2 separate regions of the Mus musculus genome follow, and region 2 is linked to region 1. The links are chromatin contacts, found by Hi-C or POLR2A ChIA-PET in ENCODE. All regions are on one chromosome and are shown on one strand. Each heading gives the region's core, a stretch centred on a gene start or an enhancer-like site at or near the end of the contact. The rest is flanking DNA. Distances are from core to core; before and after follow the strand shown. Region 1 holds the start of Flvcr2 (feline leukemia virus subgroup C cellular receptor 2). Region 2 holds the start of Erg28 (ergosterol biosynthesis 28).

The links. Hi-C counts contacts between places; a loop is a spot of excess contacts on that map. ChIA-PET counts read pairs that join two places held with the same protein, here RNA polymerase II (POLR2A).
Region 2: a map of mouse trophoblast stem cell shows a loop between it and region 1 (5-fold over the local background). The contact joins the promoter of Erg28 here to the promoter of Flvcr2 in region 1. A Hi-C loop is called at or near these places in 26 of 37 maps with a recorded cell type or tissue (Patski, T-helper 17 cell, adrenal gland and 6 more). POLR2A ChIA-PET finds 5 or more read pairs at or near these places in 3 of 5 experiments (Patski and embryonic stem cell).

The regions. Positions count from the first base shown.
Region 1 is chr12:85,745,163-85,750,418 of GRCm38, reverse strand. It overlaps Flvcr2 (feline leukemia virus subgroup C cellular receptor 2), which reads right to left and starts at 3,880. Exons shown (of 10, transcript NM_145447.2): 1 at 2,830-3,880. The coding sequence starts at 3,567.
Region 2 is chr12:85,822,032-85,827,558 of GRCm38, reverse strand. Erg28 (ergosterol biosynthesis 28) reads left to right here and starts at 2,666. Exons shown (of 5, transcript NM_021446.3): 1 at 2,666-3,088; 2 at 5,311-5,471. The coding sequence starts at 5,339. Ttll5 (tubulin tyrosine ligase-like family, member 5) reads right to left here and starts at 2,639. Exons shown (of 34, transcript NM_001081423.3): 1 at 2,473-2,639; 2 at 935-1,106. The coding sequence starts at 1,008.

The DNA.
Region 1 (5,256 bases), core at 2,631-5,130:
GGGGGAAAGTGGCGTCTAATAAGCTTAGAGGGTAGACATCTGCCCAGCTCTTGTGCTGTCTACGGCTTTTTGTAAATATAAAGGGTGTGTGTGTGTGTGTGCGTGTGTGTGTGCGTGTGTGTGTGTGTGTGCGTGTGTGTGTGTGTGTGCGTGTGTGCGTGTGTGTGCGTGCGTGTGTGTGTGTGTGTGTGCGTGTTTTATCCGGGAACTAAATGGTCAAAGGCAGGATAGAAACACCGATCAGGATCATGTGGATCCAGGAGACCCCACTCGGATTGGCAGGTTTGGTGGTAGGCTTGGCAGCAGGTACCCTTAGCCACTGAACCATCTCACCAGCCTCGGGGTGTTTTTAAATGTAAATTTCTGAGCATTTCTTGACCTTGCTGGGGGAGTAGGGTAGAATGGGAAATGAATAACTATTCCTCTTAAATTTTAACATATCTAGTATTACGTGCTTCAGAGGTGTGGATCAAGGGGTTACTTTGTGCCTTAGGACTAATGACAGAAAAAAGTGAGCTGGGTGGTGACAGCAGTGCCTGCCTTTGCTCCCGGCACTGGGAAGCAGAGGCAGGCAGAGCTCTGAGTTCCAGGTCAGCCAGGGATACACAGAGAAGAAGAAACTGTGTCTCAAAAGCAAACAAACAAACAAACAAACAAACAATTTGGATGTCCCCAGGTGGTGCACGCCTTTAATCCCAGCTCTTGGGAGGTAGAGGCAGGCGGATTTCTGAGTTGAGGCCAGCCTGGTCTGCAGAGTGAGTTCTAGGACAGCCAGGGCTATACAGAGAAACCCTGTCTTGAAAAACAAAAAACAAAACAACAACAAAAAAAGAAAAACAACAAACCAACAAACAAAAAAACCCAAAAAACCAAACCAAACAAAACAAAAAGTATGACTGTTAAATGCAATTCTCTTATTTATTTGTTTGTTTGTTTGTTTGTTTATATTTGAGACAGAGTGACAGTGGTCTTGAGCTCACTATGTAGCCTAGGATGACTTTGAACTTCTGACCCTCCTGTGTCTCCCTCTCAAGTGCTAGGATTCTAGGCATGCACCACTATACCCAGTTCAATATCTATGTTTTTCTAAAGCCTATTTGTAAATGTTTATTGCTATAACTTGTGAGTCTGTACATCTAAGCACTGATGCCCTGGGGGGGAAGCAGAAGCATCATATCCCCTTGTACTGGAGTTATGAGTAGTTGTGAGCCATCCAATAGAGGTGTGGGAAATCTAACTCAGGTCTGCTGCAAGCATAGTAAGTGTTCTTAACTGCAGAGCTATCTCTCCAGCCCTCAATGTCTCTTTGCAATGTGTCCTTAACCAAAGGCCCATCTACTTTCAGCTACAGACTTTTGCTTTGGTTGTTTTTTCCAAGACACGATTTCTCTTTGTAGCTTTGGCTGTCCTGAAACTCACTATGTTGACCAGGTTGGCCTCGAACTCACAAAGATCCACCTGCCTCTGCCTCTCAAGTGCTGGGATTAAAGGCACGTGCCACCACTGTCTGGCTCATCTCCAGGCTTAAGTCAATTCGGTTTTCCAAATAACAAAACTCACAAGAAGAAATCAGGTGAATAGTTTGATGGCTCTGGCAGGCCTGGAACTCATCACATCCTCCAACAGAGGCCTGCACCAGCACACTGAGCACCAGGGAAACTTTTTTTTTTTTTTTTTGTATTTTCGAGACAGGGTTTCTCTGTGTAACCCTGGCTGTCCTGGAACTCTGTAGACAAGGCTGGCCTTGAACTCAGAAATCCACCTGCCTCTGCCTCCCAAGTACTAGGATTAAAGGCGTGCGTCACCACCACCCAGCTTTTTTTTTTTTTTTAAACTTATGAAGAGAAAAAGAAATCTGCCTTTAGAGAAGTTTTAGGACGTTTCTGCCTAAGTCAGAGGTTACACACATTTTCTAAATTAAATGAACTGGTAAGACAAAATCGGCTCACCAGAGCTAAGGGTGACCAGTGATCTGTCAGCAGCAGCTTGGACAGCATGCAACTTGGAAGAAATGAATCTGGGGACCTAGGCTCCAATTAAAGAAGGGCCCATAAACATTTGCTTTGCCTCAAATACACAGAGAAAGCAATCAGATGCATAACACACCCAAGCTTCTAAGTGAGAACCATTCTAAGATCATAAGAACGTGGAATTGCTTGCCCCAGGAAGAGAAAAGGCAAAAGGAGAAAGACAGAAGATGCTTAGACCAGAAGCTTTCTTGGAAGTTCGCAGTGAGATTTCTACTCTCTCCTACTCGACTTGGCTCTAAATCCCAGAGAGTTTAGGGCAAAGCCTGGTTCCAGGTGTCCTGGTTTCAGCTCTGCGTAAAAGGTAAGAACAGCCCAGCCCACAGTTTCGTGCACAGAGGATCTTGAGTTCTAGCAAATCTGGCTGGTCCAGCTAAAACCACCAAGGACACCTAAACAGCCACCTGGCAGTCAAAGATTGCTACCAGAGAAAAGACCAGCATTCCTAAAATTGGTGGAACTGGTGTACTGATAAAGGCTGGGGAGAAACACCATCAAAAAACGATCATATTTTAATTAGTATGCTTCCTACAGGCTAGGAAAAACTGTGGATGAAAGAAAAAGTCCTTTGTTTGTGACCCCCGCCCCATTAATCTTCAATGTCACTGACAGTCACAATCACCCAACTACACTGTCAGTCCACACCCAACCACAAAGCCACCCAAGAGTCATAAAGTCTGTGAACCAGAAAACTACAGCTTCTCTCATCGTCAGGTACCCTCTAACATACTCAGCCCCATCATGGTGAGATGCTCTCTCTCTTTGGAACAGCCGTCCACACACACACCCGCCCTCTACTCACCTGATTGCCAAACACAGCCACGGAGCAGGCTGTTGAAACCTCATCAGCTCCAAACCAGACCGAAGCAATGCGTGAGGGCATGCCCAGAATGAAGACCTGTGCCACAGAGCAGATGACCTGACCCACCATTGTGACCGGGAAGAGGTGAGGCTCTAGGCTGCCCAGCTTTACCCAGGCTCCCAGGCAATTGAGAGCTGAGCCGGTGATAGCGATGGTTCGAAGACCAAATTTCTCCAGCATCCAGGCCACGGGCAGGAGCAGAGGGATGTAGGTCAGCATGTAGCACATGGACAGCCAATCAATGGCAAAGGCACTGACACCGTAGAAGTTCATGAAGATGTTATTGATGGAGCCGTACTGAATCCACTGGAAGGCATTGCACAAGGAGTAGCAACTGAACACCAGGACCACGACCCAACGACGCTTGCTCACCTTGATCACGCTGTCTTCTCTAACCAAGCTACTATGATGGGTCAAACCGCTGGGTTGAGCCAAGGTACTGGGGAGTGCTGAACTGCTGGGACGGACAGAGACGCTGGGGTCGATGGAGACACTAGGATGGATGGAGACACTGGGGTGGCCTGAGACGCTGGGGTGGCCTGAGACGCTGGGGTGGCCTGAGACGCTGGGATGGATGGAGCCGCTGGGCTGGGTGGAGTAGCTGGTGTCCATCTGGAATTCCGACTCTGGCGCAGGTCTGTCATTGCTCTCCTCCTGGTTGAGACTTTCATTCACCATGACCACAACGAGCTCCTGAATCCCAGGCACGTACTGACTCCTACAGTCTTATGGGTCAGCAGCCTTTTGCCTGTCCCCCTAGAGCTGAGGCAACACTTCTCCGGGAGCGCACCTCTGTTAGCGGAGAAATCGAGATCTCAGGTTCCTACGATCACTCCCTAGCAAACTGTTGTCCCCCAAGTTGGCCGCAGACGCCTTGCCACGCGTTCCAGGCTGTCCAGATGAAGCGTTGACCGTCCTGGAAAAAGTTTGACTCCTGAACAGCGAACTGTGGCAGGGCGAGCTCGGTTTGCTCCCGGGCAGGCTGGGGCCTCGCCCCCTCGGGCGCACGTGACCGCCCCGCCCCCCGGCCTGCCCGGCTCCCCACGCCCCTCAACCCCTCCCACCCAGGATCCCCTGCCTCCTTGAGCGGGGCTCGCAAGGCGCCGCTCTTGTTTCGCCATAGGTTGGGGTGTACATTCCTCTCCGACGTCCCCGGTGTCATGGAAACCGCCCGGTTAGCCCCCACCCCTACACTTTCCCTAAATTCACTTGTCCCCCCCACTCCCAGAGGTCTTCGTTGGTAAATGAGGACTTCGCCTCACGCCCTTCCGAGGTCAGAGTCTTCTCGGGGCCAGCGGGCGTGCACCGAGGCTCGGAGTCCCTAAACTGCTCAGGGGGATCCGAGAGAGATCCCTACCTTCCTCTCTTTTGCTGGGCTCTCCAGGTGACAGTTCAGTGTGCCTGGTGAAAGGAATGCTTGCTTTTCTCAGAGACCTCCCAGCCGACAAAGACTTATTTTGGTGAACTCGTATATGAACTTGTTTAGTGTCTGACGGGTCCCTGAGGTCTCCCACTAGGGAACCCCGCGAGCCAAGCATAGCCTGGAGGGAAAGTTGTGGAACCAAGTCTCTGCGCAGGCTCTGGGAGTGAGGCAACGAAGTGACTCATACAGCCTCGTAGCCCTCCGCTGCCACCTACCGATCCCCTGAGCGTCACCTCTTAGCCTGGAAGCAAGGCTTTCAGAGAAGGAATGCTGGCTTGCGCTGGTCCCTACAACTCCATGGGTTCACAGTGATAAAGAACCCAAAATTTAGGTTGGATTCCGGTTTAGCGACTTAGGCGTGTAACAATAGGTCACTGAACACCACTTCTGAGCTCCCGTTTCTTTTGCAAAATGTAGATGGTGAAATAATGGCCCTTAGAAAAATCCAGCCAGGCGTGGTGGCACACACCTTTAATCCCAGCACTCGGGAGGCAGAGGCAGGTGGATTTCTGAGTTCGAGGCCAGCCTGGTCTACAGAGTGAGTTCCAGGACAGCCAGGGCTATACAGAGAAACCCTGTCTCGAAAAAAAAAAAAAAAAAAAAAAGAAAAATCCCTGGCTGATAATTCGTTCAACAAATGTTTCCTATCCTGCCAAAAGGCTAGCATTTGTTGCCACGGGGTAAATGTGCTTCATGGGTGAGCATGCCGGGCATTCTATAATGTAGTTACTATTGCTTGCCCTGGGTGTGTGTGTCTGTATGTGTGCATGTGTATGGTGTATGTGCAGGCACTCAAGGCTTTGAAAACATCGAGCTGTAAGCTCTCGGCCTTCTTGCCTCGTGCTATAGACAAGAAAACAAGCCTTTTAGAACTCAGTTAACTAAGGTCCCAGCTGGCCTGAAAAGTCATACTTCCCATCATTCAAGCTACCACACAGTTACAT
Region 2 (5,527 bases), core at 1,417-3,916, 78 kb before region 1:
ATCATCACCGTTCTACAGCTGTAAATGCTTCAGAGAAAACTTATAGAGTCAAGGTCAGAGCCTAAGAACTTAACGTTTCACCAATCTCTAAAATTTTCAAAATCTCCAATTTTTCAATTACTAGAAGCTATGGTCAAGACACAAGGCTGACAAGATGACTCAGCGGATAAGGTGCTTGTCGCCAAACCTGACCCAAGTTCAATTCCCAGGACCCACATGATGGAAGGAGAGAACAGATTCCAGAAAGTTGTCCTCTGACTTCCACATCCGTACTGCACTCAGTTCACCTATTAGAGCCAGGAGATGGTGCATCAGGTAAATGTACTTGCTTGGAAGCCTGATGCCCCATGTTCAATCCCCCAAAACCCACAACAAAGCCAACTGCAGGGACTAGAAGGATGGCTCAACAGTTATGAGAGCTTCCTGCTCCTGCAGAGGAGCCAGGTTCATTTCCCAGCACTCCATCAAGCTGCCACAAACTCTGTAACTGAAGCTCCAAGGAATTCCATGTACCCTGGCCTCCTCAGGAACCTGCATGCCCATGCTGCACATAAACTCAAGCAGGCGAGTCTGTTTTAAAATGTGCACACAGAGAGAGAGAGAGAGGGAGGGAGAGAGAGAGAGAGCGCGCCAGATGTGGTGGGAGGTATGGCAACAGAAATGAGAGACCCCCACCTCAAAAACAAAGCAGAAGGGGGTGGGGAACCAAGTTCACCTGAGTTCCTATCTGAACTTTAGAACATCTAAAGGTGATATTGACTTAGAGGCCTAGAAACATAAGCCCACCCTTCGAATTTCTGAAAAAGGATGGGAAGTGAATAATATGATCTTGACTCCAAACACAGATGGAAGCTAGGGCCAGGCAACACAAAGAAGGAAACCTGGAGGTGAATAAAGGAACCCCCCCCTTAAGGGCGGGCTGACTGTCACTCACTCTTGGTTGGCCAGGTCCTCGTCCTCTGAGGACGATGCTGTCTCCTCCAGGTCCCGGGCCATCACAACTGGCATCTCCTTTGGGGTCTGTCATACAGTCAGCACACAGAGGCCTCAGAGACCTTTCTTCCTTGCAGTCTCACTGGATCAAACAATTTGGATGGCACAGACTCCTGTAAGAAAGTCAAAGGACTTCAAAGACAATGCAGTTGCATACTTCAGGATTTTTTGCATGATCTTTAAGATGAAAAGAAATATATTCCTGAGTATTTTCCAGTCTCTAGAAGCTTACCTTCTGCCACAGTGCACCTCACATATCACAAAAATCAAGAATTTTTTTTCTGTGTTTGTTTGTTTTTGTTTTTCAAGACAAGGTTTCTTTGTGTAGCCCTGGTTGTCCTGGAACTCACTTGTAGACCAGGCTGGCCTAGAGCTCAGAGATCTGCCTGCCTCTGCTGGGATTAAAAGGGTATGACACAAAATTTTTTTCAAACAGATACTGTCTCTGCTGTATCTAAAAAGCTGTTACTGAATTTGAGTCGTTTTATATAATAAAAGAGCAAGCACCAAAGGAGAGGCTTTAGGGCACTGATGTGGACAGTTGATAAGCCTATGTTTAGAAAATTCTTTGCTAAACAAATCTGACCAGGATCAAAATAAAAATCCAAGGTTCAAAACCCTTGCCAATATTTATACAGACTCTACCACAAGCAAACAGAATAAGCTGTTATGTTTCTAGGAAAACCAAATCACCCGAACTATTAATAAAAGGGTGGTGAAAATATTTCTCCTCAGCAGGGATCACATAAATGGCCGGGGAAAGGGGAAGTCAAATACTCTAATTATTGGTACTTTTTTTTTTAATCACACATTTTAATCCGGATATCAAGTAGACACATAAAATTAGGAAATCTCCAATTCCCAGGCTTCTAACTTCAAACACTTTCCATAGAGAAAAAGTTTCATGTTCGTTATAGAGAAAATAGAAACGTTTAGGGAAAACGCTTAACCTTAATGTCACTACTCAAAGATAATCAATTCGTGGCAATTCTCCAAGCTTTTGCTGGTCTGTGCATTGACTTATACAATAAGACTCTCAAAAACAAAGCAACTGCAGCAAGCAGCAACAGTGACTAACCCCGACCCTACACATCTTCAGCAGAAATGAGTAATACCAAACAACCTCAATGATTCTTTTCGGGTGATTCCTAAAGGAACTTCTCGACCTTACCCAAAAATGCTTGAGAGTCTTTTAAGTTAAAACCTTCAGGGATGCCCACCTTTCCTCGGCTCCCTGAAGAGTAGAACGAGATAAATGCTCAGGAAGTCCTTGCCCCTACAGGGACCAGCCGCCAGCTCCAGCCCAGCACACCCCAACCCCAGGCAGCTCCGCAGGCAAGGACGCGGCGACTCTGCCGCAGCGCTTCTGCCCAGCACGCCCGGAAGCCAACAGCTGCTCCGGAGCTCGGAGGGAAGCGCAGCGGCGCCCGCCTAACCCTGGAGCGCACCTCCCCGGAGCGCGCCGGCGCAGGCGTTTACCTGTCTCATCTTCTCACGGCTCGGGGCCGGCAGGCGGGGACCACGCTCTGCTTCACCTCCCTCCTCCTTCCCCAGCCCGAATCAACGCAGCCGCCGAAGGCTGCTTCCCCCGTTACTACAACAACCAACAAGCAACCGCCCGCTAAGAGCCACTGCGCAGGCGCCCGCCAGCGGCGCGAACAACGCTCGGCTGCGGGCGCTGACGGATGGCGTCACCACGGCGCGCTCAGACACCAGAGCCAACCCAGGCTGTCACCAGAAGGTTTCTTGGCTCCTTTTTCTCTCTGCGTTTTCCCCACCCCTAAAAGACTGACTCCAAACTCAGAGTTCCGCCACGCTCGACAGAAGGGTTTACCGCGTGAGCGGCGTAGCAGGAAGAGGCTCAGGCGGCGGCAACTGCTGATTGGCAGCAAAGGAGTTCACTCCCTATCGCCTGCTCGAACTGAGCCAGCGTAGCCAATCAGAACGAGGACTGACAAAAACAACCCAATCCTGGAGCTGGGCTGAGGGAGGGGGCGGGAACAAGTGGCCCAGGTGGACTTGGGACCGGAGCTGGCCTAGGGAGAGCTGGTTTGCGGATGCTGCTGATACTGCTGCAGTAGTACTGGATCGTCAGGTAGGAGAATTTGGAGTGGGATGTAGCACCCGAGTAAAACTATCTGCAAAATTTAGGAAAGTGGGGGTTGCCTGGAAAGCAACCGGAGGTGGTGGTGGAGGAGTCTAGAAACGATGTCCAAGAGGAGGTGCTAGGAAAATGGAGATTTGGTCAATTCTGGGGATGGGTGAGTGAACGGGCAGTCGTTATGAACCTAGCTCTGCAACGAGCTTTCACTTTTCCTCATGTATTATCGGGTAACCCTCGAGATAGAGGCTTATATCCCCATTTTACGGATGAGAAAACCGAGTCTCTAGAGTCTCACTGGCTTGTCTGAACCCCTCAGATATGAGTGGTGTAGCTAGGATAGGAGTCTGCCTCTATTGATTGTTAATTAGTATCGCATCCATGCTGACCTGGGCAAGGGTGTACCCCACCTCTCTCTCCACCTCATAACTCCAAGGGAATGGGTTTAAAGAATTGGTAGAGTCATACAGAAATGCTCTGGTGTGTTTTCATCAGCTCTGGGATTTCTAAGATCTGTGAAATAAATGGAGGGTGTAAGTTCTACGTTCTACTGAAAGGGAGTGTGTGCGGGGGCGGGCTGGGGGGATTTTTAAATAACCCAAGCTGGTGTTGAGAGGAGAAAGTAAAAAGAAGTAGATTGGCATATGCTGTAAGTGTCTGTGAAGATCAGCACACCCCAGCATCTCTAGACTGGGACAGTCCCCGTTTGAGACCTCTTTCCTCTGGGTCCACCCTTTCTCTCCTGGAGCCCTTTATAGTTGGTTTTTCGTCATCACTTCACTTGATGTCTATATACACTGGGTAGTAGGGAATCATACTGAAACATTACCACAGTGATAAGGGAAGCCTGATAGTTTCTTACAGCTTTCAGGCCAAAGCAGTTAGCCTGACAATAGGTAAATGAAGGGCCAATATGATGGTGGCTATGACAAATTGTCTCTGTGGGATCCCTTTAGAGCTGATGGAAATCACTACTCAGCGAGGCTTGAGCTAAACAAAAAGTACCGAACCTAGCTCTCTCTCCTACCAGCTTCCTCAAAAAATGGGAACTTTGCTGCACCTGGCCGCACCCACCTTTAATCCCAGCACTCAGGAGGAAGAGGCAGATGGATCTCTGTGAGTTCCAGGCCAGCCTGATCTATGTAGAGTTCCAGACTAGCCACATAGTAAGACCCTGTCTCTAAATAAATAAATAAGTAAATATTTTTTAAAAGATGAGAACTTTATCAAAACATTCTATGAGGGAGTATTGCAACAGAGTCCACAGACCCTGGCACTCAGCCACATATTAGCTATGTTACCTAAGCAAATCACTTAGCTCTTGGTTCTGATCCCCATCTGTAAAGTGGAAATACTAATAGTGCCTGCCTATCCTGATGTAGGGAGTGAGTGAAATAAGATGTTATATACTTGGGGCACATATAAGTGTAGGACACAAGTGTTCCGTAACTATAGCTAATGTACTTTTCTTGAAACCCAACATCAAGCTATGACAGGTCTTTTCCAAGTCTTTTCGATTGTTTTAGTTTATGAAACATGATGTGTCTGGGAGCCATGCAGAGGGAAACTAAGAAGACTAGTCAGACAGTTACACTATGGTTTCCATTCAAGTGTATGATGCAACTTCTGTACATTTGATAGGATGTGTCCAGGTATCTGAGTAGATTTTGAATCACCCTGAGCTATTTGTATTGCAAAGGGATGGCATGAAGAGATGAAGGCGTAATACTGATTCCAGGCAAGTGGAGGGAATTCTGACTTACAGCAATGCTGTGCTTTGGAGGATTAGTTGAGCAAAGGTAAATGTGGTGCCACTTGCTGCAAGGTGTACTGGTCGTTCACCCTCTTTAGAGTGACCGAGCATTGGCAGGAACACAAGCTTGCCCAGAAATCCATTTGATTACTTATAGAAATGTCCGCACCCCCATTTCTTCTGTCCTTCTCACTATGTCTTTTGTGCTAGATTTGACATTTCCACCCACTGCATTTTTTTTTTAAACCTCCGTGACAAAGATCAGCATAGCTCTGTTTAGGGTAAATATTCCTAGATATTTTGTGAAATAAAAGTGGTGTAGCAAGAAATAGGGTGGGGCCGAAGGACTAGCAGAGGTATGTGTGAAGTGCTCTGCCGACATCACTCCAGACAGCCCTCGTACAGGTTAGGTGACAGCTTGTGACTGATGTAGAAGTAACTTTCAGCCTTCTTTGTTCCCAAGGCAGAGCGCCCTCTCTTGGAGGGGAGTCATGAGCCGCTTCCTGAATGTGTTACGAAGCTGGCTGGTTATGGTGTCCATTATAGCCATGGGGAACACACTCCAGAGCTTCCGAGACCACACTTTTCTCTACGAGAAGCTCTACACTGGCAAGCCAAACCTTGGTAAGACGTCAAAACTGTATGGGCATCAGAGCACATGCCTATAATCTTAGCACACA